3 separate regions of the Homo sapiens genome follow, and all the other regions are linked to region 2. The links are chromatin loops, found by intact Hi-C in ENCODE. Cell type or tissue: K562. All regions are shown on one strand.

Region 1 (8,000 bases), 200 kb before region 2:
GGCTTCCAGGATCACCCAAGGGTAGCCCAGAAACAATAAATATTGGATCTCAGAGGGCATCCATGATCACCATATAAAAAGTGATCAGTGTATGTTCATTGCTGAGCTGAGCAATTATAGGAGTTCTCAAACAGTCACATCTCTTCCATATGAATTATTTTGGTTTTTTTTTTTTCCTCCTTGGTAATTCTCAGTAAAACCCACGAAACGAAAAGAGCTGTGGGCTTATCACGAGAAGGAGGAAGGAAGTGAGCAGAAAGAAGCACAGGAGGCCTCACTCTCCTCAGCCTAAAGAGAGAAAACTCCAGGGAACAGAATGGATTGTGGCAAGGTTAGAAAGAGACCCAAAGCAACCTGAGATCTCAGGTGTTTGGCAAAGAGGAAAGGAAGAGCCTGTAAATAGGCTGGGGTTTGAGGAGAAGCCGTTGGGGCTAAGAGTGAGGGGAGGGAGCTTGGGTCCTCAAACAGGAGCTCTTTGGTCATCTTGGGGCCACAGAAGTCACAAGACACTGTTGGGTATTGATGGTGGGGAAATGAGACAAGGGCAGGTGACCCCAAAAGCTGACTGGGGGAAGGGTTAGGGATTACGGTTGCCTTACAGACAGCAACGGGCCTGCCCATTTCTCATTTTCAAATTGGGCTATTTTAGAAAGAAATATCTTTGTGATTCTCTTCTGTTTAGAGCTGCCAAGGATTCAGTTCAAGAAAGGTATCTTTATGGATGTTAGGATGGAAATGTTAGCAGCTGGGTTCTTGGCTAACTTAGAAGGAGGGGTTTGGCTTTTTAGGGTATAATGTAAGGCTGGACAACAACTTCTGAAATAGCCTGCCCTGATACCTGCCCCCACTCCCGGAAAAGGGCTGCTCACAATTTATTAACAAATATGGCTCTTATTAATAATTCTTTGAGCTAGCAGAGCAATCCTAGCTGATTGAAAATAATTACCAGCCTCTCCAGTTGATTAAACAGCACATTTGGATTTTCATTTATATCATCATTTTGATTGAATGATGTGTGTGTACGTGGGGCTGTGTATTAACAAGGTGTCTCTTAAAAGTAATAATAAGTACTCAATGAGAAAGAGTTGCATATTGCTCAGTATAAAAGCAAAAACAAGAAGTCTAAGGCAGGTGAGCAAAAGAACAAAACTGGGACCTAAAATAAATTATGAAAGGCAGACTGTGACAGAGATAAAGTCTCATGGGACGCAATGATAAACACATAGAAAAATACTTATGACGTTCCAAGCATAGCATCAGAGGATTGAAAATTCTGGTCAGCATCAACAAACAAGCAGTGTAATTAATCTGGAACAGAAAGAATACCACAGATGTTTAAAATTTTTTTTTTCTACTGACTCAGTCTCCCGCATACTTACAAATTGAAGCATGTCGATTAATAGCTCCTGAGGTTCACGCCCAACGGGCCCAGTTCCAGGACTGTGTTTGCACTCAATGACATCCTTTTGGATTCAAACTATTTCCCCTAATCAGAATATAAGAATAATTAAAGCCTAAACTCTCTTTGTCTCGCAGTGGTCACCCAAGTGTGTTCTGTTAGAGATTCACTCAACAAGAATAACAAACAAAAACTCCCACCAGAAACTGCTGCGTCTCACAGAAGGGATGCAGGCTGCTCCTCTTTGCTCATGTAACTGAGTGTGGCGCAGCCTCATTCATAACACGATAGTGCTAACTTGCTTCCACCTGGTTCATTTGAATTCGGATTTTGCTGCAGGTCTCCCTCTGGTTTAGTTCCACAAACTTTAAATGCTAGAGAAAAGATTATGCAAACGTGGAAGTTCATAACAACCTGAGGCCATTTTATTTCACAACCTTGAGGAGTAGCGCAAATGTTTTCCTGGAGAGGTAAACCAAGTCACCAAGCTGCTCTGCTGGTGTCTTAACATTTCCTATCAAGTCAGAGGCAAAAAAAACATGAGAATCTCGGCCAGAATTGAAAATTCGCAGGTTTGTTAGAGCACTGCCCTCTCTTAAGCTGGCTTTTTGTTTTTTACCTGCAGTGCTGGTTAAACATGAAATTTTTCTGAAAGGGCAGGGAAAGGCAGAGTGGCCCATATGGATTGGAAAGAGCCAGCTCTGCTGAGGAAGACCTCATCTCAGACCTGGCAGCTCTTCCTTTAAAGAGTGTTGGCTCGCCGGGCGCAGTGGCTCATGCCTGTAATCCCAGCACTTTGGGAGACTGAGGCAGGCAGATCACCTGAGGTCAGGAGTTCAAGACCAGCGTGACCAACATGGAGAAATCCCGTCTCTACTAAAAATACAAAATTAGCCGGGCGTGGTGGCTCATGCTTGTCATTCCAGCTACTCAGGAGGCTGAGGCAGGAGAATTGCTTGAACCCAGGAGGCAGAGGTTGCCGTGAGCCGAGATCGCACCATTGCACTCCAGCCTGCGCAACAAGAGTGAAACTCCATCTCAAAAAAAAAAAAAAAAAAATGCTGGCTCACGGAGCTCCAGGTTACCCTTACCATGGATTGTGCAGATTTCTGAGTGTCCCAAGTCAGAAACATGGCCACCCCTGCCAGGCCCTTTTTAACCTGGAGAGTTCACCCCACGCCTTTCGTTGGACCCACCAAATCTCATATGGGGTTGACACAGGCAACAGCCATCTCACAAACACTGAAATTATATATAATGTACCAAACTGTGAGTTCCTGGATAAGGCCTTATACTTCTTTGCTATGAGATTGATCAGGAGCAAAATCCCTAGATCTCTTTCTGTTTGAGCTATTATTTAAAAAAAAATCTTTGTTATCTATCTTTAGCTGCCAAGGATTCAGCTAAAGAAAGGTATCTTTACAGGTCTTCAGGAGATTTTGGCAGTCAGGCTCTTGGCTAACTCAGAAGGAGGGTCTTGGCTATTTTGCTAAATAGGTTGGTAAAATAGAATATGGAGAGAAGACATGAAACTGTACTAAAAAGACAGTGTTCTTATCTCTAAAAATTGGGTATTCACAATTTAAATGTTATTTTAACTTAGAAATGCATTTTGTCCACATTTACATCCAAGATGCAAAGGTATTCTGACATACATACTTACACACACATAGAAAAAAGTATTCAAAGAGAGGCTGAGAAGTCACCTGTCCACTTAGTAACCAGAATAGAAATAGAAATAGAGAGCAGGTACAAAAATAATTTCTCAGAGTCTTTGGCCTACAAAAGATATATTTGGTTGTTCCATGCGAACTAGCCCTTCCCCCATTGCCTGTATATCCCGTCTTAATAATTCCCATCTCTTTTTATTCTTCCCCAAGTCACTAGGCTAAGAGAATGTTTCTAATTATCTCTAACAAACCCACTTAGGTTATGTTTACATAACAATAAGAAAATGTTTCAGGGAGGAATTAACTATTGCACTGGGGCGTAGGCATTAATTTCTTCATGTAAGATCCAGTTCTTCTTTACTGAATGTTTCATCAAAATGTTTATCTCAAACTAGTAGGCTCAGCCTGGTTAAGGGGTGTTTTCCACATAAAAGCCTCCTGATTGGACAAAAACTGGCCTCACCCAGGGTGTCCTAAGATGGTCTTATCTTTTAACACACTTTCTGACTCCTTTTAGACAAAAGAAGGAAACTAAAACAAAATTGGGGCTAACAATATGGTTAGGAAGATAGGACATTAGTATTAAACCAGGGACAGATATCCTTGTGAAAATGAAAGAAATGTAAAGGACAGAATCATTAAATTTCATAATAGAGCTGGAAGGACTTAAAACTAATCTAATCTTCCTTATTCTACAGCTGTGGAAATGGAGAACCACACAGAGCAAAGTGACTGACCACATTTTCTTTTTTCTTTCTCTTTTTTTTTTTTTTTTTTTTGAGACGGAGTCTTGCTCTGTTGCCCAGGCTGGAGTGCAGTTGAGCGATCTCAGCTCATTGCAACTTCTGCCTCCTGGGTTCAAGCAATTCTCCTGCCTTAGCCTCCCAAGTAGCTGGGACTACAGGGGCCGGCCATTACGCCAGGCTAATTTTTGCATTTTTAGTAGAGATGGGGTTTCACCATGTTGGCCAGGCTGGTCTCGAACACCTGACCTCATGACTGATCACATTTTCTAAAAGCACTGGCCTATGGTCCAAGAGCTAATGTAAACATTTCAAGGCAGATTTTTCTAGATATGCTAGAAAAAAAACTCATCCAATATTCTCTTTTATTCGAAAATCCAATCATTCATATTACAGTCTTTTCCCATATTTCTCTCAAATTTCTCATGCTGACTAGTTCAGGCCAGGTCTAATTTTTGGTAAACTGTCTTGGGGGGCAAATATTCCAAGAGAAGGACCTAGAGTCTGCCCCTGGGTAGAGGGAACCATACCTGCAGCTAGAGATAAACCACTACAGCTGCCAACGTAGGCCTTTGTGCTTAGCAGTTTGCCCGTGACTTGTAGCTAAGGCTTCTTTAGCACACAGGAGACAGAATTCTAATCAGGACCATGTTTTCTGGGTTTACTATACCCCGGCTCAGTCTGAGGGACAGAGAGGAGTGGTTTTGTTTTGATCACTTTCATTTGTGGCAGTCTATGCCTGCCTCTTGCTCTTTCAACAAATCCATGAGATTCCTCATTCTCCTCTTTCCTCTTTTTTAAAATCTTAATTTCCTAGTCATTTCAAATTTGCTGTTTTTCGATTTTCTCCTCCACCTGTCCTTCACCTTAATCCTCTAATCCCATTCGAGCAAAGTAGTAAGTTCTTTTCTTTGTTTTCTCCCCGTAGTTTTCTATTTTTTATTTATTTATTTTTATATCTTGGGAAGTTTACCCTTTTTGCCAAATGTGAATTATGCTCATTTGGACATTTAAGAATTCATTTTCTAGTTTTGATGAGGCTAAAATACTACGGTTTTTTCACTTTTTTTTTTTTTTTTCTAAATCACTAAACTTCTTGAAAGAGGTCTACACTTGGTCTATACTTAGTGTCTTTACATTTCATTAATTCCTCAACCCAATACTGTCTGGCTTCCACCAACACCACTCAATTAAAAATACTCTCTGACCAACATCCTCCCAAGTGGGCAGTTCAATGGCCTCACTTTCTCTTGTTATCCTACTTGACATTTATGCAACATTTGACACGGTTGACCAGTCCCTCCTTATTGAAACTCTCTCTTCTTTCTCCGCCTCTTTTATTTCACCAGCTTCTGCCTCTCTAAGCTTTCTTCTTGGGCTTCCTTTGCTGGTTTCTCCCACCCTTTGATGTTGTTTTTCTAGGGGATCAATTTATGGTCAGCTCACACTGCACACTCCTGCCCTATTCTAATTTCTTTAATAGCTCCATAAGCATTGATAAAGTTCTGTGGCTCATAACTTCTCAGCTGAAGTCCAGTTCATATTTCCTAGGGCCTATAGGACATCTCTTATTTTCTCTGAACAGGCTGTATTACTGTTATTATTATTACCATTATCATGATCATCATGATTAAATTCTCCACCAGTTTGCACATGCTGTTTTCTTTGCTTCCTACATCCTTCTTTCACCACACCAGCTTGGAGCACTCCCGCTAATTATTCAAGACCAGCTCTCCTGCTATCTGTTCTTTGTCACTCTTAGGAAGAGTTAGTTGTTATTTCCTTTCTTCTTTTTGAAGCATTTTGATAGACATAATGACTTACATTAATGGAATTCTTAGGTGCCAATTGCTGATCTAAATTTTTCACACACATTATCTCATTCATTCTGCCTGGTAGCCTCTGATAAAGTTACTCTACCAATTTTGGATGAGGAACCTAAGACTCCATGTAGTAACTTGACCAGGGTCCCATAATAAAGTTTCAATTCCAGGGAGTCTGAATAACCTCCCCAAATAATAGTAGCTAACTTTTACTGACTGATTACTTTGTGCGTGGATTTTCTGTGTTGTCTCATTTAGTCCCCAGAACAGTTAGGAAGGAGTATAATCATGATACCTATTTTATAAATGAGGAAATTGAGGCGTATCTTGCTCAAAACTGCATAGCCTATGAAGTAGCCAAGTGAGAATGTACTTTGTATTATTTATCTCTATGACAAAACTTCCCAAATTGTTCTATGAGTAACCACTTAGGTGCTTCCATCTTGCACACTTCCTTCAGCTCCTTGAAGGCCCAGATGATGTCATTTTCAACTTTAAAACCTTTTATCTAGTCACAAAATGCAAGTTGGATCAATGTGGAGAGAAAGAGAGACCGATAGACAGATTGGCTATTGTTGTCTTTGGGTTGTTTTTCTAGGGCAACTGATATGCACCCACTTTATTATATGTTTTCCATTGCAAATCATTTGTTTTGTGTAGCATTATGAAGTCTAATGTGAAAATGCTGTCTCTGCAAACTTTCTTTTTGAGTAAAAATAGTTTCAGTTCCCAAAGGTAAAATAACTGCTGCCCTGACAATCTGTATCTGCTTCTCTCTCCCTTTAGCAGTTTTTTAGCTGTTGTGTTCAGATGGAAAGTTTACTTGAAAAGACCCTTATCTATTCAGAGATAAATACCACATTTCACAGAATATAAGCTGACAACAAATTCAAGTCATGTCATAGTCTGAAAGAGGACTTTTTTTGTTGAGTGAGACTGTACCCATCTCAGGTACTTGACAGCTCTATTAGTGTTTGTGAAATTACAAAAGTAATACATTATATTGTAGAAAATATCCAAAATACAAAATTGTATATAGTAAAATTTTAAAATCTCCTTTGCTATATATCCTCAATTATTTTCCTTCATTCATTTTGCTTACTATACTTTTTCTAGGCATTATAAACACAAATGTGCATATATGCGTACATGTTGAGTTTTTTAATTTCATAAACTGAGATCACAGTATACACTTTCTTTAGCACATTTTTCTTATAACAATATATCTTCACGTGTCTGTATGAATCAATCTACTTCAATCTTTTTAATGGCTACATAGTGTTCTACGTTAAGGAATGCATACCCTGTAAACCAATTCCATTTAGAAGAATACATGGATTGGTTTCCACAATGCTAACTACATACATATCTTTGTGCACACATGCAAGATTTCTGAGGCTGAGTTCCTCAAAGTAGAGCTGCTGGGTCACTTGGATAGACTCTTCTTGTGGTAGCTGGCCTCCAATAGCTGCCCCCACCACACCACACCTTCCAGATTCACATTCTAATGTGGAAGCTGCCCACATGAGTCTGGGCTACCCATCTTTACAATTTTAGCAAACATAGTAAAATCTATCTACCGTATTTTAATCAACATGGAGAATTTATCTGAATCTATAACTTCCTCTTTCTCCTGAACATGACCAAACCGGTAGCACGCTTTTACTTTTCCCTCTCCTCTCCCATTTTCTGTATTTAATGAAATCCTCTTGCACCATGTCATTTCTTTTTAAATTGCTCTTTTGTAGTTTTAATTTTTTCCACTGGAATAGACATCCTGGTGGTAAGGATTATAAATCATTGCATGTGTAACAATATCTTTATATTTTCTGCATTCTAGATTGATGTTTTCTCTGGTTATGGGATTCTGGGTTCAAGAGAGTTTTCTCTTCTCTTTTTAAAGCAATTTCTTTGTTATGTAGTACTTGTTGATATAAAATGTGATGACAAACTGATTTTTGTTCTTTTAGGTTACCCATGTTTTTTTCTCCTTGGAAAATTTTTAGATTTTTTTTCTCTTTGTCCTTGTAACTCAATAATCTCACTAAGATTCCTTTCTGTTTTTGTTTGCTTTTTAACATTTTCTGACTCAGCAGTTTGTCAGCCATTATCAGGAAGGACATTCAGATTCTGGAATCCTAAAGCTCTCATAGCAAGGAGGCTGAATTTTCTTTTGTGATTATTTCCTGCCTGATACTCCCCCCAACCTTTTTTTTTTTTAATTTTTTTTTTTTAATTTTAAAGAACTGTCAAGCTGTGAGAAAAACCAAAACAATATTATAGAGAAGGAGAAAAATCGGATGTGCATGATTTTAAAAAAATCTTCAACAGTTACATTATTTGTTAATAGCTTTTGACGACCAAT
Region 2 (8,000 bases):
AAGAGCAAAACTCCGTCTCAAAAAAAAAAAAAAAAAAAAAAAAAAGAACTTTGAGTTTGAAGTTTGAATTAACCCTTGTTTTGCCACTTACTTGTTTCTTGATTTTGGTCATGTTTTTAAATCTTGGGTTTCTCATCTGCTAAACAGCAGTAGCAACTCTTCAGAGTGCTTCTGAAGATTAAACAAAATAATGGATTTGGGGCTTAGCAAGCTCCTAGTACACACTATTATTTGTTTTATCATCTCTGCCCTCACTGCTGGATTCCTTTCAGTTCTGCTCAGAAGGAAGAACCCTCCTAATCCCTTCCCAGTGAGGACGGCTCCTGGGCCCAGAGGGACAGCCATGTTAAGAGAGGACAAGCTGCCCCTCTCTGTCCCGTGCCTGCTCTTCGCTATTCTCATAGCCCTGCCCCATCTCCTGTGTACTTTCCACCCCTAATTGTCTGAGGCCCTTTCACCGTGCCATGTTTCTTTTTTTTGTATGTGCTCTATCCTAAGATCACTGCAGTAACAGTTCTGCTGGCACCCTGCCTTACCTAGCAGATAAGCTGTGGGGATATGAGCCACAGTTTCTATAGTCTTGGGGCCTGAGGCTGGAGTTGGGGGACAGAGACCATGAGCTACTGTGCAAGGAAATGTTCTGATGAAGGGCAAAGTCTGGCGATGAAAGAACTGGGAGAGTAGGAGTGGAACCCAGAAATGTTTAGTCCCAGGTGCAGGGGCTGGGAGTGAGAACCCAGATTGCTTGATGACGGAGACGATGTTGTCATTTTCCTTGTGTCTACAGCACCTAGCACAGTGCTCGGCATAAAATAGGCCCTCAAATGTAGGTGGATGATAATTACTGAGGAGTAAAATTTAGGAACTTTGTTGTTTAAATTGTGTGTGATTGGGGAATTGTTGATTTGCCTGAATACTGATTACAGTCTCTCTAAAAGGAGCATAAAAATGACATATTTACGCTGCCTATGTAAAAAGTATTGAATGGCATTTATATGACTTGCTTAGATTAACACATAGCAAACTAATACTTATTATACTTGTCATTACATTTGTATCACATTACCTTTGCAGTAAGTTTTATTTGATTGCAATCGTAAACTATGTATGCTTAAGATATGTTTACAGAATCTGAGGCTTAATCCACCAGTAACAACAAGCATCCTTCTCGGTGCTTTAGAGTCCTACCTCGCGAGCTCAGGCTTCCTAGAATGTTACCACGTGTCCCACATTTGTTCACTCACATATTTAAAAAAGACAAAAAGGACAGAAAGAACATTGCTCAGGACAGTCAGGGGAGGGGGGTGACCAGAATGAAAACAGTCAGTGCAGAACATTGTGCAGGCCCATTCCTGGGGCGTGAAGAATCTGAGACATTTGGAGAAGACCCAGGGAACACAAGGAAGGGAGGGGGGATTGCAAGAGGCAGGCAGTGAGGAAGCAGCCGGGGGATCTGGCTGGGATTCCAATCCATTCTTAGCTACTTGATACAAAGGCTATTATATTAAAATTCTTCTAAAGAAAGATGGATTTCCACAGCACCCTATTTGTGTCCTAAATTTAGAGTAACAAAGCTGGAGCAATTGAATGGTGCAAAAACTCTTTCTTCCCTCAGAGTCAAAGGAACAGTAAAAATTGGACTTATGAAATTAACTTTCTACTTGAGTAGTATTTGTCCTTTTAGTTCTTGCATACTTGTTTGTAAACATAGTTTGAGTTTCACTGAATATTTTTTCTTTTAGTTAATAATATAGCTTCCCACATCCAGTCACTTACTAAGCTCTGGACACCTCCAGTTTTTTCAATAGCTCTCAATCTCCTGTCTTAGTACAGGTTCATCTGAAGGACATCTCAGGGGAAGGCTTCGTGTGTAAGTGATTTGTGAAGGAAGTGCTTCCAGGAGAACCTGGGAAAGGAGTGAGGGAAGCAAGACAGGGAAGGGTGCAGTTTCAGGCAGCATGTCCCAGAGAGTAGCTTCAGCCTGAGCCCATGGAAAATACTGGAATGTAACTGGGGCCTTGGGATTTGTCCCAAGCATGATCAAAGCAACTGGGCTTTAAGATTTTATATTTTATAAACTCTGTCTAAAGGCTGTGGGATTTGAGGGGTTAGTGGTGGTGGGGGTGGTGTGTAGAAAGTGAACTTGTAGGCACTTTGGGCTTTTTTATGCCTGTGAGCAAGGCACTCCAATGCCAAGAAGTGTTCGCCAAAGGAAAGTTGCAGGTGTGAGGTGGATGTGGGCATGCAAGCAAAAGTGCAGCTGGAGGATGGCACACAGAAGATGTTACCAAGGATGACAGGGGATCTCAGTGGAGCTTAGAGAGTGTCCACAGCCTGTCTTGATTCTCTCTGTCTCTACTGTGTATCTTCAGCACAAGTCCCTGTGACTCTTTCTCTTCTGGGTTGCACCATATGTTCCTAACTGATATCCTTTGATCCATAAATTATTGTTGGAGTCTGTGATCTTTCTTTTTCTTTTCCTTTTTTTTTTTTTTTTTTGAGACAGGCTGGAGTGCAATGGTGCGGTCTCAGCACACTGCCACCTCCACCTCCCAGGTTCCAGCAATTCTCCTGCCTCAGCCTCCCGAGTAGCTGGGACTATAGGCACGCGCCACCACGCCCAGCTAATTTTTGTATTTTTAGTAGAAATGGGGTTTCACCATGTTGGCCAAGATGATCTCGATCTCTTGACCTCGTGATCCACCCACCTCGGCCTTCCAACGTGCTGGGATTACAGGTGTGAGCCACAGCACCTGGCCATCTGTGATCTTTCTAAATCACAAATCTGGCAGTGCTAGTCCAGTGCTCAAAACCCTTCAGTTTTTGCCTAAAGTCCAAGCTGCTTAGCGCAACTTGCCTGATACCCTTGATCTGACCCCAAACTCTTAGGGCTGTACTCATACAGCACAGTGGGTGTTACGGACTGAATATTTATAATCACGCCCCCAAATCCTAACACCAACCCTGTGGTGATGTATTAGGAGACAGAGCCTTTGAGACTGATTAAGTCATGAGGGTGAAATCCCCATGAATGAGATTAGTGCCCTTATAAGAGACACTCCAGAGAGCTCTCTCACCCCTTCAGCCATGTGGGAATGTGGCAATAAAATCCTGGGCCTTCTATGAAACAGGAAGAGGGCCCTCAACAGACACTGAATTTGTTGACACCTTGATCTTGACCTTCCCAGCCTCTAGAACTTTGAGAAGCAAATATTTGTCATTTAAGCCACCCGGTCTATGATATTTTTGTTATAGTGGCCCAAATGGATTAAGACACTGGTATGACTTGCTGCTCTCTGACCTCTGGAATTCTGTAATGCTATGCCTACTGTCTGGAAAATCTTTGCCCACCTCCTCACCTGGCTCCCCGTTCCTTACCTTTGAAGATCTAGCTCACTCTTTATGTCCTCTGGCTTTCCACTGTACCCTGGGCTCATGCCATTGTAATATTTGCCACAGTCATTTTCCCACCAGACTGTGAGCCTCTTTAAGAGAGTCTTGTGCCCTGTTCACATCTACATTGCATCATTCTTGAATTCCATTAGAGGATAAAGTGAACTGAAGGAGGAGCAGGAAATCTGTCTTTGCAGGGATCTGCAGAATGAATGTGATTTAAGTTTCATGGGCCTCATTCTTCAAGAGTTCGGCCAAGGGAGTCAAAACAAAAGGTTGGTCCCCTCCTATGTGCCAGATAATGGGCTGGATGTACATCGTCACATTTAGGAGACTAAATGTACATCCAGCCCATTATCTGGCACATAGGAGGGGACCAATCTTACCTTTGAAGATCCAGCTCAATCTTTATGGCCTCTGGCTTCCCACTATACCCTGGGCTCACACCACTGTAGTATTTGCCACACTCGTTTTCTAAGAGGTAGCACCATCAAGAAACCATAAAATAGAATAAGTCTCTTGAGATCAGAGACTTTTCTGTTTTCAGAGCTTTTCTGGTTTCCTAATGGTGCTACCTCTGAGAAAGAAAAATTTAACTCATACACTCAATTTGGCCTGCATCTATACTGAAAGTGGAAGAGATATTTAATTTAAGCCAATTAAATGTATATTTTTGAGGGCCTTGGATTTCAGGCGAAGACTTGGCAGTGTAGTACATGTCAAGTATGAAATGAATTAAACATGGAACCTGATTGTTATGGGTTGAATTGTGTTCCCTCAAAATTTATATGTTGAAGTCCTCACCTCCAGTATCTTGGAATATGACTTTATTTGGAAATCAGGTCATTGCAGTTATAATTCAAGATGAAGCAATACTGGAGTTGGGTGAGCCCCTAATCCCACTGGCATTCTTACAGAAAGAATGCCACGCAAAGAATCAGATACGCAGAAAATGCCATGTGAAGATGAAGGCAGAGCTCGGGGTGATGCCTCTAGAAGCCAAGAATGTCAAAGATTGCCAGCAAACCACCGGAAGCAAGGAGAGAGGCATGGGACAGATTCTCCCTCCCAGTTCTCAGGAAAAAACAACCCTGCTGACACCTCGATCTGGACTTGTTGCTTCCAGAACTGTGAGACTATATATTTTTGTTGTTTAAGCCACCCAATTTATGGCAATTTGGTATAGCAGTTTTAGCAAATGCATACACTAATCTGTGAACTAAGAGACAGGCATAAAAAAACGGTATGTTGCAGTGTGATGAGGCTAATAGTGGTATCTGTGCAACACACAGGTGCGGCACAGAAAAGAGAAGGATTGGTGTGAGTTTTGGGAAGGAGATCTACACAAGCGGGGGGCACTGGCGAAAGGAAGGTTGCAAAGAAGGGCTGCGTGAGTCAGGTTTTGAAAGCTAAAGATGAAGACTGATCTCTCTCTATGGGGGTTATGGCAGTCACAGATAAAGCCAACTGCTGTCCAATATTACCCCTAGTTTATCTTAAAAATCGTTGGTGGGAGCTGTGCAGAGAGGCCTTAACAGATATGGGAGCAAGCAAGTGGATTTGGGGCCTAACAGTGGCATGTGGTAAGCAGCCTGTGATCTTGCACCAGTGGGTGTCGTTCCACTCCCATCCCCCACCTCTGATGTAGCACACCCTTTGTTCTCCCCTTTCTTTCTTCCTTTGAGTAAATCTGTTTACTACCCAGAAAAACGAGGAAGGAATAGGCCAATTGCCCAGGGCAGATGGTGCGACGTTAACAGATGACACACAGAAAGCAGAACTCCTCAGCTCCTATTTTCCTTTTACATTCTCCAGCAAGGCTCTTCAAATGAAATAGCATGAAAGAAACATCATTAAGAAGAAACTGAAACACAAGTCCGTGAGAGATAGTGAGGGAACCCACTATCTGGTTGATTTAAATGGTTTCATGTGTTCAGATCCAAGTGAGTTATACCCAAATAATGAAAGAACTTACAGAAAAGACCAGTGAGCCACGAAGGAGACATTCTTTTTAGTGATTTTTCAAAAAGAATTTCTGGATAATTTAAAATGTGCTTCAAGCCTAGAGAAAGGTAAATGTTGCTCTCATATTCAAAGAAATATAAAAGATAAACTCACAGAAAATACCAGTTCATATTGATTCCCTGCAAACTTTTTTTGTTATTTTATTTTACTCACGTACATACAAATATACAAAGAGGAAAGGAGGTAGCAAGGCGGGAGAGAGAAAATGAAGGAATGAGAGAGACAGAGAAAGAGGGAGAGAAAACAGAGCAGAAAAGATAGAAAAGGGAGAATAAATTTATTAGCTTTATGAAAATTACATTAAGTTTGCACTGCTCAATTTACCTATGGTTGTGACTTCAATAATCCTGCAAAATTTTATAACAGCCAATTAAATAAGCATGATATGTGCCTTGAGAAAATAAAGGAGATGGTTAATCAGAACCAGAGGTTAATAAGAAAAAATTGTGCTAAACTTGGAGCTTTTTTCCTTCCCAACTTCCTTTGTCTTGTCTTTTCTTGTTTCCCCAGTGTGAGAAATTCCCCCTCCATTTTGATTTCACCCAGAGATGCAGCACTACCTACACCAAACAGAATGTGAATGTCTGCAAGTTCTACACAGTATTTCCCAGGAGCTAATTGGATCAGAAGAAAAGGCAGTGCTGATCACAGAGTTTGCCTGTCGGTCCCCAAACTGTATTTCTATTTTCCAAGTTCCTCATCCCGAGGCTTTCTTCCCTTTCTTCTTCTGTCAGTACCCATAAATCCTGGGCTTCTTCCTTATCCACCTCCCTCTTGTTCCTGTTCTGATAATCTTCCCAGTACATTTGTCCATCCAAGAACTGGCTGCTTGCTTGCTTTGGTCAGATGACTCCTCTTAGGGTCTGGATCCTTGATTGACAGCTGGGACCAGGAACCTCTGAGCAATCCATCCCTCCGATGCAGACTGTCCTTATGAACTACACTTACTATGAATTCCAGTTCCCTTCTCACACATTGGGCTCATTTCTGCTTCTTGAACTATGTCATCATTATTCCTCCATTCCATATTAATTGGACACCAACTCTTCAAAACACATCATTACCCCAGGATTAAGAGCCTAGGCTTTGGAGTAAGACTGTGCTTTTTAATCTCTAAAAGTTATAAATCACATCATATTTCTCTCTTGTTTCAAATCTTCCACAAAGTTTTCACCATGTTTAGAATAAAATCCCAACTTGTTACCATGACCTGTAAGGATCTAGATAATGTGGCCACTGCTTACCTCTGTCATCACTGCGCACCACTCTTTACCTTTATATATATATATGTGCCTTCTTTCTGTTTTTTAAACATGTCAGGTCTGTTCTTGCCTCCCGGCCTTTATACTCTTTTCCCTCAGATCATCACATTCCTGGATTGTTCTATTCATGAAATTTTGAGCTAAAGTTTCTTCTTGGGGGAACCTTCCTGACTACCCTGTCTAAATCAGTCCTCTTCTCCCACTACCAGTTAGTTCCTGGCACTTTATTGTGCTGTTTTGTCTTTGTGACACTTAATATCCTCTAGAATTACCTTGTGCATTTATTTGGTGACTTTGTTTATTTCCCTTGCCTTGACCTCCCAGAATGTAAGTTCCATGAGAGCAGGGTCTCTATCCTCAGCCCTTAGACAGTTTCTGGTATGTAGTAGGTACTCAATAAATAAAACGAATCAGTGAATGCTTGCTCCATACTTCCTGGGCTACATGGCTATGAACTAATTGCTTCCATGGGTTTTAGTTCCTTATCTTTACAATGTGGTTGGCAACTCCTGTTTCACTGGGATTTTGTGAGCATTGAATGGGATTACACAGGTAAGGTGACTAGAGCGGAGTGGGGAATAGAACAGGCACACAATAACATGAAGGGTTATTATGATATGCCAGTCTCCATGGAATGCCATAGGAACACAGAGATGATTCTAACAAAGTCCTTTTCCCAGAAGTGCCCAGTCATTATGTTTGAGCAGACGTTAGAATTGCTGCAGGCCTTGGACACCACACGCCACTTTCCCTGCTGAACCTCTCCTGGGAGCCAGACTCTCCCAGGGCCTGCCACATCTGGTCGTTGGGTCATGTTCTTAGGCCCGCTTATCCACATTGCCTTGTCTTATTGTGAATAAACAACCAAGATGCACTGATAATCCCCGAGATTACAAAACTAACCCAATCCTCTTTTATGGATGAAGCTATTAGACAAGTATTTCTAGGTATAACACAGGGTCTTAGTGTCTCTGTATTTTAGCAGAGAATATGACAGACATTTAGATATTATAGATGAATATGAGAATATGCCTCTTTGACATTAATTGCTATTTAATTAGATAAACCTGAAAAACTCCCAATGTTTTACAAGTTTAAAAAGCACTCTTAAGATTACAAACAGTAATGAAGATTCATAGGCAGAAGACTGGATCATTGAATTATAATTTGATTTGATTATACAGGGGGTGTCTAATTTATTCACTTCTCTACCAGTCTGTTGTCACAGTATCCTGAAAGGTGATGAGCCTCTGAGCCTAGTATCTCTGTCTTCTAATTATCTGAACATAGTAACAAGGCTACAAAATGATGTATGTAGCA
Region 3 (8,000 bases), 59 kb before region 2:
GGGACACTCAATGTAACTTTTATTGAAAAATCCACATCTAAGTGGACCCACATAGTTCAAATTCATGTTGTTCAAGGGTCAGATATGCATGTGTATATGTTTGCTGTTCAGTGCTGGCTGACTGGTGATGTTTGAATTTATCTCCACTTTAAAATATTTTTTTGGCTGGGTGCAGTGGCTGACGCCTGTAATCCCAGCACTTCGGGAGGCTGAGGCGGGCAGATCACGAGGTCAGGAGTTCGAGACCAGGCTGGCCAATATGGTAAAACTGCATCTCTACTAAAAATACAAAAATTAGTCTGGCATGATGGTGCACGCCTGTAGTCCCAGCTACTCGGTAGGCTGAGGCAGAAGACTCACTTTAACCCGGAGGCAGAGGTTGCAGCGAGCCGAGATTACACCACTGCACTCCAGCCTGGGCAACAAAGTAAGACTCCATCTCAAAAAATAAATAAATGAAAAAAAAATTTTTTTCCCTATTGTCCTTTATCTTGTATGTCTAGGGAGAGAATTGGCTAGCACACAAATAAAGGAGAAAGGAGGAGAAAAATTCCTTATGTGTGATATGTGATATAAATCTGAAATTCATGATTTTGAGGCAGCACGATTTAGAACAAAAAGAAAACCTAATATTAAAAAATATATGTAGTGATGCTTAAATCTGTAACAGATATTGGGAATGCAGGTGAAAATGAAATTTGTGTGCTGAAAGAGCAACGCCTCAAAAGACGTTACTCACAAGTCCATGCACATTATTTGACATCCTGTGTCATTTCGTAAATCACTTTCATGCTTGAGAAATGAAGTATATACATAAATAATATTGATGCGGATAGCAACAATAGTAAGTTCCTGGTCTTGTCTGCACTCACGTGTCTCTGTTGCAAAGGCTGTTATGGGATTCCACGGTACTAAAGAACTGGAATTAATGATTGGAAAAAATGTTCTCCAGTTGTTTGTCTAAGATAAATATGGCCTTAGACTTCAGGTTCTGCTTCTGCCCATCTCATGGACCATAAGCAGTGAAAAGCCAACCAAAATATAGTTAGTAATATTAATTATGATCAAAATGAGCTAATGGCACCCTGGGATGGTAGGGAAGAAAGTCAGAAGTAAAAGAAAGCACTATAATTACAGGGAAAAAGGCCTTCAGTTATTCTTGCCCTTTTGCTTGCTACCACCAAATTCTAGTCCTGAGTGCTTATAATTACTTTATGAGCCTAAAGTAAGTCATGTTGCTTGTAATCCTTATAGCCATATCTTAATGGAAAAGTATTCACATGTTTGATCCACCTATAATTTTTAGAGAGAGAATGACATTTTCAAGAACAGGGGTGAGAAACTTGGGGAGCCACACAATTCTTGCTTCATGTGTTTCTGTGCATATGTGCGTGCAATGCATATGTGTTCATAGCCACCATATTGACAAACTTAGCGAAGATGTGAAAGGACTGAGTGGCTCTAGGTCATGGAACTGGAAGGGCCAGGGTGATGGCTGAGAGATGAGTCTTTCTCCCCTGGAGCCTGAGAGGGCCTATGGTTGTTGCTTAGCAAGTTCTAGACAAGAATTCAGGTTATTATATAACTTGTTTTCAAAACATTCTTGTGTAGTAGGAATGTTGCAGCTATTCCTGGCCCCTCTTGCCAGGGAAGCACTCTAGCACTTGTGGGTTTGATATCCACTGTGGTGGGACAGGCTTATCAGGTTGGCCAAGCTTGTAGATCCTATTGTGATAGAATATCTTCTTCGCTCTCTACTTTTGTTGTTTACTTAACAAAAGACACTCCACCCTCGCTGCAAGTTTTGACACTCTCTCTGATACACTGTATGGCTACTGTACCTTGACTTTCAATTACATTAAATCCTATCATAATCATTTTCTTACAACAAATCCTCTTTAACACCTGTAAAGCTCAGCTCCCATGGGTGTAGGATTATGCTGTCAAAAATAAAAAACAGAAGAATTCTACTGGAATTGCAGTGGCTATTGCACGCGCTTAAAAATAAAATCAGCATAAGAGCCCTCCCCACTTTGCATTCAATTCTGGTAGCAAAAAAGAGAAAAGTTATTCAAGCCATTCAAATATGGCTTGACGTATAAACCAGTGGCTTTAATTCAGTGATTTTAAATCAATGTGATATCATGTTAAAATACTTTCTCTGGGAATGGATTTCTTTTGGAAGTGAGTTCCGGAATCCCTAATTATTACCATTGTAATGATTAATGTAGAACAGACTATTCTTCATTAATACCTAACAAAAATACATTGTATGGGAAGGCTTTCATTTGTTTGCTTTGTTTCTTTTAATGATCCTGCTTTATTGGTTGGACGACAAGCAAGTTTCAAAATTTAGGGTGTCATGATGGTGTCACCTCTTCTGCCTGGATTATTTTTGGTCAACATGTATAAGCCTGTTTTTTTTTTTTTTGTTTTTTTTTTTTTGCGAGGGAGTCTCCCTCTGTTGCCCAGGCTGGAATGCAGTGGCTCGATCTTGGCTCACTGCAAGCTCCGCCTCCCGGGTTCACGCCATTCTCCTGCCTCAGCCTCCCGAGTAGCTGGGACTACAGGCGCCCACCACCATGCCTGGCTAATTTTTTTTTTTATTTTTAGTAGAGACGGGGTTTCACCGTGTTAGCCAGTATGGTCTCTATCTCCTGACCTCATGATCCACCCGCCTTGGTCTCCCAAAGTGCTGGGATTACAGGCGTGGGCCACCGCGCCTGGCCAGAAGCCTGTTTTATTGTTCCATTTATTTAGGTTGTATTTCATGTGGTTTGCTGCTACTTTGGACTAACATCATTCTGAGCAACATTCTTAGGGTCAAAGGAGAGGAATGGGTATTTGAGGAATGTAACAGATTTTTGTCAGCAGTGTCTTTCCAGTATTAGTCATGCCTGTTGATTCTTCAAACTGATACTCTGAGCTCCATCCTGGGCAATGATAGCCCTTTTCGGATTAGCTGGTGGGAGGATGTCTCTCCAGTTAATCAAATCTCACCACAACAAGCACTCTATTCCACCTCTAACCAAGAAGTTATCTCTACTTCTATTATTTTTCCACTGTGTTAGGAAAATGAGTAGCTCGACATTATGTATCAATCAGAATTTAAAAAATCTTTCCTTTTGGAGTTGCTACCGCTAATTGCCAGGTTAGTAAAATCTTACCCATTCTGGCAATGAGGGTGTGCCACATTTTATTCACTTTTTTTTCAGGAACAAGAGTAAGATTACTGGTGACTCTAATCACCACATACAGCAGCCAGGTCTTTTGCTATGACCTGGGAGAGGTAGAGTTCTCAGCTTTCATAATGTAGCTTTGGTACAGGCCCATCTTTCCAGCTGAAGGTAATGTGAGCTGGAACTGGTCACAGAGGCCCTGGCAGCTGGCTTAACCTGTTTATATAAAGACGGAACACAGCCACTGATTAAGAGAGCCACCTCCTACTGATTGGTTTTGGAGTGGAGCCCAGAATTTTCCATGGAGATAGCTTTTAAAAGTTAGGTCAGCATCTCAATGAAAGATAAGGACACACAAGAAAGCCCTTGTGGGTTGCCCTGTCTTGAGAACCCCCACTGTTCAGCAAGGATCAGAATAGATATATGTGACCAGTGAAATGCTTCTACTAGGTTTATCTCTGTGAAAAGATCACTTTTCCCGGAGTGATCTTGTGGACTGAGGATTAAGTGGGTAAGCTTGAGCCAAGCTTAGCATTTAGCAACTTACGTATTTCCTTGGCTCTTCAATTCTGAAACCCTTCAGAGTGAACTGGTCAGTGATAAGATCAATTTGGTGTCAGGACATTTTATATGGGGGATGTTTTTAAACGGTGGGTACAATGTTGTAAATAACGAAAGACTATTGCTTCTAGATTTAAATCAGGGAATAAGGTTAAAAGGAACAAAAGAGGGATGGACAGGAAGGGGGAAAAAAGATTAAAGAATTCCATAGAGAATCAGTAGAGAAACTACAGGGCTTCAATGGTCCCATGAATTTCTCCACCCCCATGACTGATCAAACATACTTGAAGGAATAGTATTCCTACAAAACAGAGAAAAATGATCTCAGGCCATGATGCAATTTGTGGATGCAAAAGAATCTTTATACTGGATTGGAATTTGACCCTATAGTTTTGTTTACTTATAAGCAGAGACTGTTCCTTTATGAAGTTTTCTATCTGTGTGTTTAGAAATAAAAGTGTGTGGTAATGCCAAAACACTACTTGAATTGAAGTCGTTAGTAGCTGGAGTGTGTGCTACTAAAAGTAGTGACTGGAGGGTATTCCTGCCCTCTATTCTGCAACTTCCAGAGGTTTAAAAAAAAGAACATCCCACTTTTATAAAAAGAGAAAAAAAATCCTTTGCATAGATTATTATATAAATAAATCTTCTTAACACGCACTGCGGTTCTTTTTTTTTTTTTTTCAAAGCACAAAGAGTTATTGTGTGATTTATGTGAAAAGGTTATGTAACTGTACTCTGTTACTTTAAATAGTGTTTTTTATTTAAACTGCCAACTTCTTCATCACCAGCAAAGAAAAAAAATGCATATTTGCTAAGCACAAAGGTAATTTTCAAGGACTGTAATTAGCTCATGATAACTCTATCTTTTGTGATGTCTTTCCTGCTGAACTAGAAAAGAGATGGACTTTTTTTTCATTGTTAAATCTAAACTGTGGCACCTGCAATGTGTCAGTTCTATGAGAACCAGGGAGGAAAAAAGTTTAAAGTATTACACTCGGTCAGGGGAAAATACGGATGTAATAAGGTAACAGATCTTGCAATTTTCATCTGGCTTCATCTTTTCTTTTTACAAACATGACAAGGCTCTATTTCCTCCTGTTTCTATTGCCCAGCTGACCCTTTATTTCCAAGATATTAAAAGACCTATTTAAAAACCAAACGGAATATATGATATGGAAAATGAAAACAATAATGAAATTATGATAAAATACGTAGAAAAAAGTCAGGGGTGTAAATCTCGGTGTCTTTAACACAGGTGATAGGACAGAATGTTGGCAAGAGAAAGAAAAGCAAATGAAGCAAACGTTGGAGGAAGAGAATGCTAATTAATTAAATTCCTTCCAGGAAAATCAATCGCTAAGAAAAATCTTATTTCCATGAAAAATTCTATCTTTGGTGGAGGTCAGAGTATATGTGCACACTGGGTGTGTGTGTACAGTGTCACCAAATATATTTATGTCATTGATTGAGACTACTTTATGGAAGCATTTAGGGGGTCACAGTCAGAAAATTTTCCCCATGGTAAGGAGTATCTCCAAAGAAAATCTAGAAGTTTCCTTCCTAGGAAAATAAGCTGTTGTAGGCAGTAGAATTCCCCGAAGGTCACAACTGTACTACATTCTGGGATTTGGAGATCTGTTTCCTTCTGAGAAGTAAAACCTACCTTTGTAGACTGAGATCTGGGATCCTAGAGCTTGTTTTTCATAGTGTTGGACTATAACCACATGAACAACAGAAAAATCTATAAAGCACTTAAAGTCAAGGAACTGCAGTGTGGCAATGGTAGTTCTGGGTGCGTTTTCTGTGAAACTGTGAGAGCATTATCACCTGTTTGGTCACCAACCTGGTTGTCCAGGTGGCAGTTTGGCAAACAACCAGCATGAAAAACAACAACCTCTTGTAAGGAAAGGGCTGTGAAATCTTTGAGCATAGTTGTTCTCAGATGTTATTGATCCCTTTCAGTTCAAACATTAGATTTCAATTTTCATTGAAATCATTATAAACAACAGAAATGAGACTGAAAATGAATAAATATGCTTACAGCTCAGGCATCAGATATCTACTTCTGGCAATTCTGCACAGGGAGAAGGCAATTGATTTTTAAAGAGTGCTTTGCAACTGGCGGAGAGGAGCAAGACAATAGCTGACCGTTTCAATATATTATGGACAATGATGTCAATCAATATGTTTTGCAGCTAGAATTCAGTTGTAAGTTTGATTGTTGTATCTTTAAAAGTTAGGTGGGAATGTTGAGCCTCTATCAGGTGAAGTCTTCGGCATTTAGGATCTCATTAAATCTTGCTGTCTGGAAGGTGTTACATGCCCTGTTAAACAGATCAAATAAGGGAGGACTGAAAGTTAATTTCCTAGTCAGGAAGGAGGAAGTCAATTAAAAACTTACATTTGAAGAATGATCAATTTCACTTCAATTACCCGAAGGAAGTGTTTTGAAATGTGTATTTAAACTAAGAAATAGAGTATATATCAAAGGGAAAAAATTTAAACTGAAAGGAAAGGCCAAAGTTAGCAGCAATGGTGTATACAATAACAGGTGCAGCCTTTTCTAGGTTCACAGCTACCCTCTCTGACTTCAGCATGTGGCAGGAGAATCTCTTCAAACAGGAGCTACTTTTTCCGAGACTTAAAGGCTATCTTAGGCTTCTAGCAAAGGTTGATGAGTAATATAAACTCTTCCATGTGCTCAACATGAGGATCAGGCTAAAATTAACCCCACTTATAGACAGAAGGTAGCCAAGATGACACTATTATCCATTGTGCTGAAAAAGAAATGCTTCTCTTTAAATCTAGAGGAAAAATGCCGAGACAAAAAGTCCTTTAAATGAATTGTATGCCTGGTTTTATACAAGCTAGGTCATTTAGAGAGACACCTCTCTATTTCTGTTCTCTTCTATGGACTACATTTAGACCTTAAACAATTAGCCCTCTTCACGTTTTTTTAAAAGTCACCTGCTATGGAAACTCCAGCATTTTGTATTTTTAGATGCTAGGGTCAGGGCAAGTGCAAAAATGATGACATTTTCTGCCCTTATAAGCAATTCTTTTTTACTTTAGCAGGACACACGGAAGTGGGTACTGAACAAGTTCCCACATTCTGTGTTAACCCCTTAGGGTAAGAAGCACAAAGCACAAATACAAGTCTATTCTTAGGAGGCTAACCCCATTAGAGTAAATCCCATTTAAGAAGACAAGTGCTCCCTGTCATGAAACCCCTCAAGGTCCTACAAACTTTATAATTAGGCACATTTATTTTCCTGATCTACTGTTATTTAATTGGAACCGTGAAAGTAAGGCAAAGAGGCTACTTTCTGATTTGATTCTTTTTTTTTTCTCCCTGACAATTCTAAATCGAGTGTTCTGTGAACAGTTTAGCTTTCTAAAGTATTTTTCTGTTTTAAGGAGAGGAAGTATGTGTTCTATTGGAGGACAGAACCTCCTGTCTTCTCAATTACACTAAAAAATTCAGTCCAAGGCTCTTAGAATAAATCTCATATGAAAGGAAAGGAGGATAGCTGGAGAGAAAGGATGGAAAAACACACTGAGTTGCATAAATATTTTAACTTTCAGATGAATACAGGGACTTCCTCACTTGTGGTCATTCCTTATTTGTGAATGGCTGGATGTACACATAAACATCATGTCTCCCATGCTCAGGGAGGATTAACCCCTAAAATACCTTATCTAGAGCCTGAGAGAACCACCCCCCCGTCATATTTCATTCATGTATTTATTCACTCCACATCTATTTAGTGAATATCTATTATGTGCCATGCACTAGACAGGGCATTAAGAACACACTGGTGAGCAGAAATAGACCTGGAACAGGCCTCCTGGAGTTTACAGTCTAGACTTAGAGGGATAAATAGCCTTTAATCAAACAATTACATCAATAGATGTAAAATCACAGCTCTGATAAGTGCAAGGAGGTAAAAGCACATGCTATGAGTACAGATAATAAGAGAGATTGAACTTAATCCAGGGTTCAAGGCGGATTTTCCTGAGGAAGTGATAAATGCTGAAAGGTGAAGGTTGAAGGGAAACAAAATCATTCAAGAAGGAAATGAAGAGAATTCCAGGTTAAGTAGCAGATTTGGAGGCCTGAGTTGGGATGGGGCAAGGGAATGACAGAAAGATGGTCGGGGGAGCAGAGAAGAGGCCAACGGCAGCTTGGTGACAGCCGAGGCAGGAGAGGGCCAGACACATGAGCCTTGAGGTCAAAGTAGGACTCTTCTCTTTATC

What was found. Hi-C counts contacts between places; a loop is a spot of excess contacts. Peaks named below come from ENCODE experiments on the same cell type or tissue, not always from the same donor. Only the 100,000 strongest peaks of a DNase experiment are listed, where the experiment ranks them.
Region 1: a loop joins it to region 2, with 2.7 times the contacts of the local background. A loop is called at or near these places in 2 of 110 quality-filtered maps.
Region 3: it touches region 2 in a loop (2.2-fold over the local background); 4 of 110 quality-filtered maps call a loop at or near these places.

Annotation. Positions count from the first base shown.
Region 1 is chr6:139,442,104-139,450,103 of GRCh38, forward strand. All of the region lies in intron 4 of LOC107986651 (a long non-coding RNA gene), which reads left to right. Among named protein-coding and RNA genes, the nearest start is that of LINC01625, 28 kb to the right of the region's middle. RefSeq lists cis regulatory regions at 3,308-3,760, 7,047-7,175. In K562, no CTCF peak of the experiment used is centred here; DNase peaks (open chromatin) are centred at 3,538, 7,088 and 7,758.
Region 2 is chr6:139,643,670-139,651,669 of GRCh38, forward strand. No RefSeq gene overlaps it. Among named protein-coding and RNA genes, the nearest start is that of FILNC1, 120 kb to the right of the region's middle. RefSeq lists a cis regulatory region at 4,629-5,209. In K562, a CTCF peak has its summit at 4,972; a DNase peak (open chromatin) is centred at 4,912.
Region 3 is chr6:139,584,846-139,592,845 of GRCh38, forward strand. No RefSeq gene overlaps it. Among named protein-coding and RNA genes, the nearest start is that of LINC01625, 110 kb to the left of the region's middle. RefSeq lists an enhancer at 4,067-4,211 and a cis regulatory region at 4,134-4,145. In K562, no CTCF peak of the experiment used is centred here; a DNase peak (open chromatin) is centred at 3,496.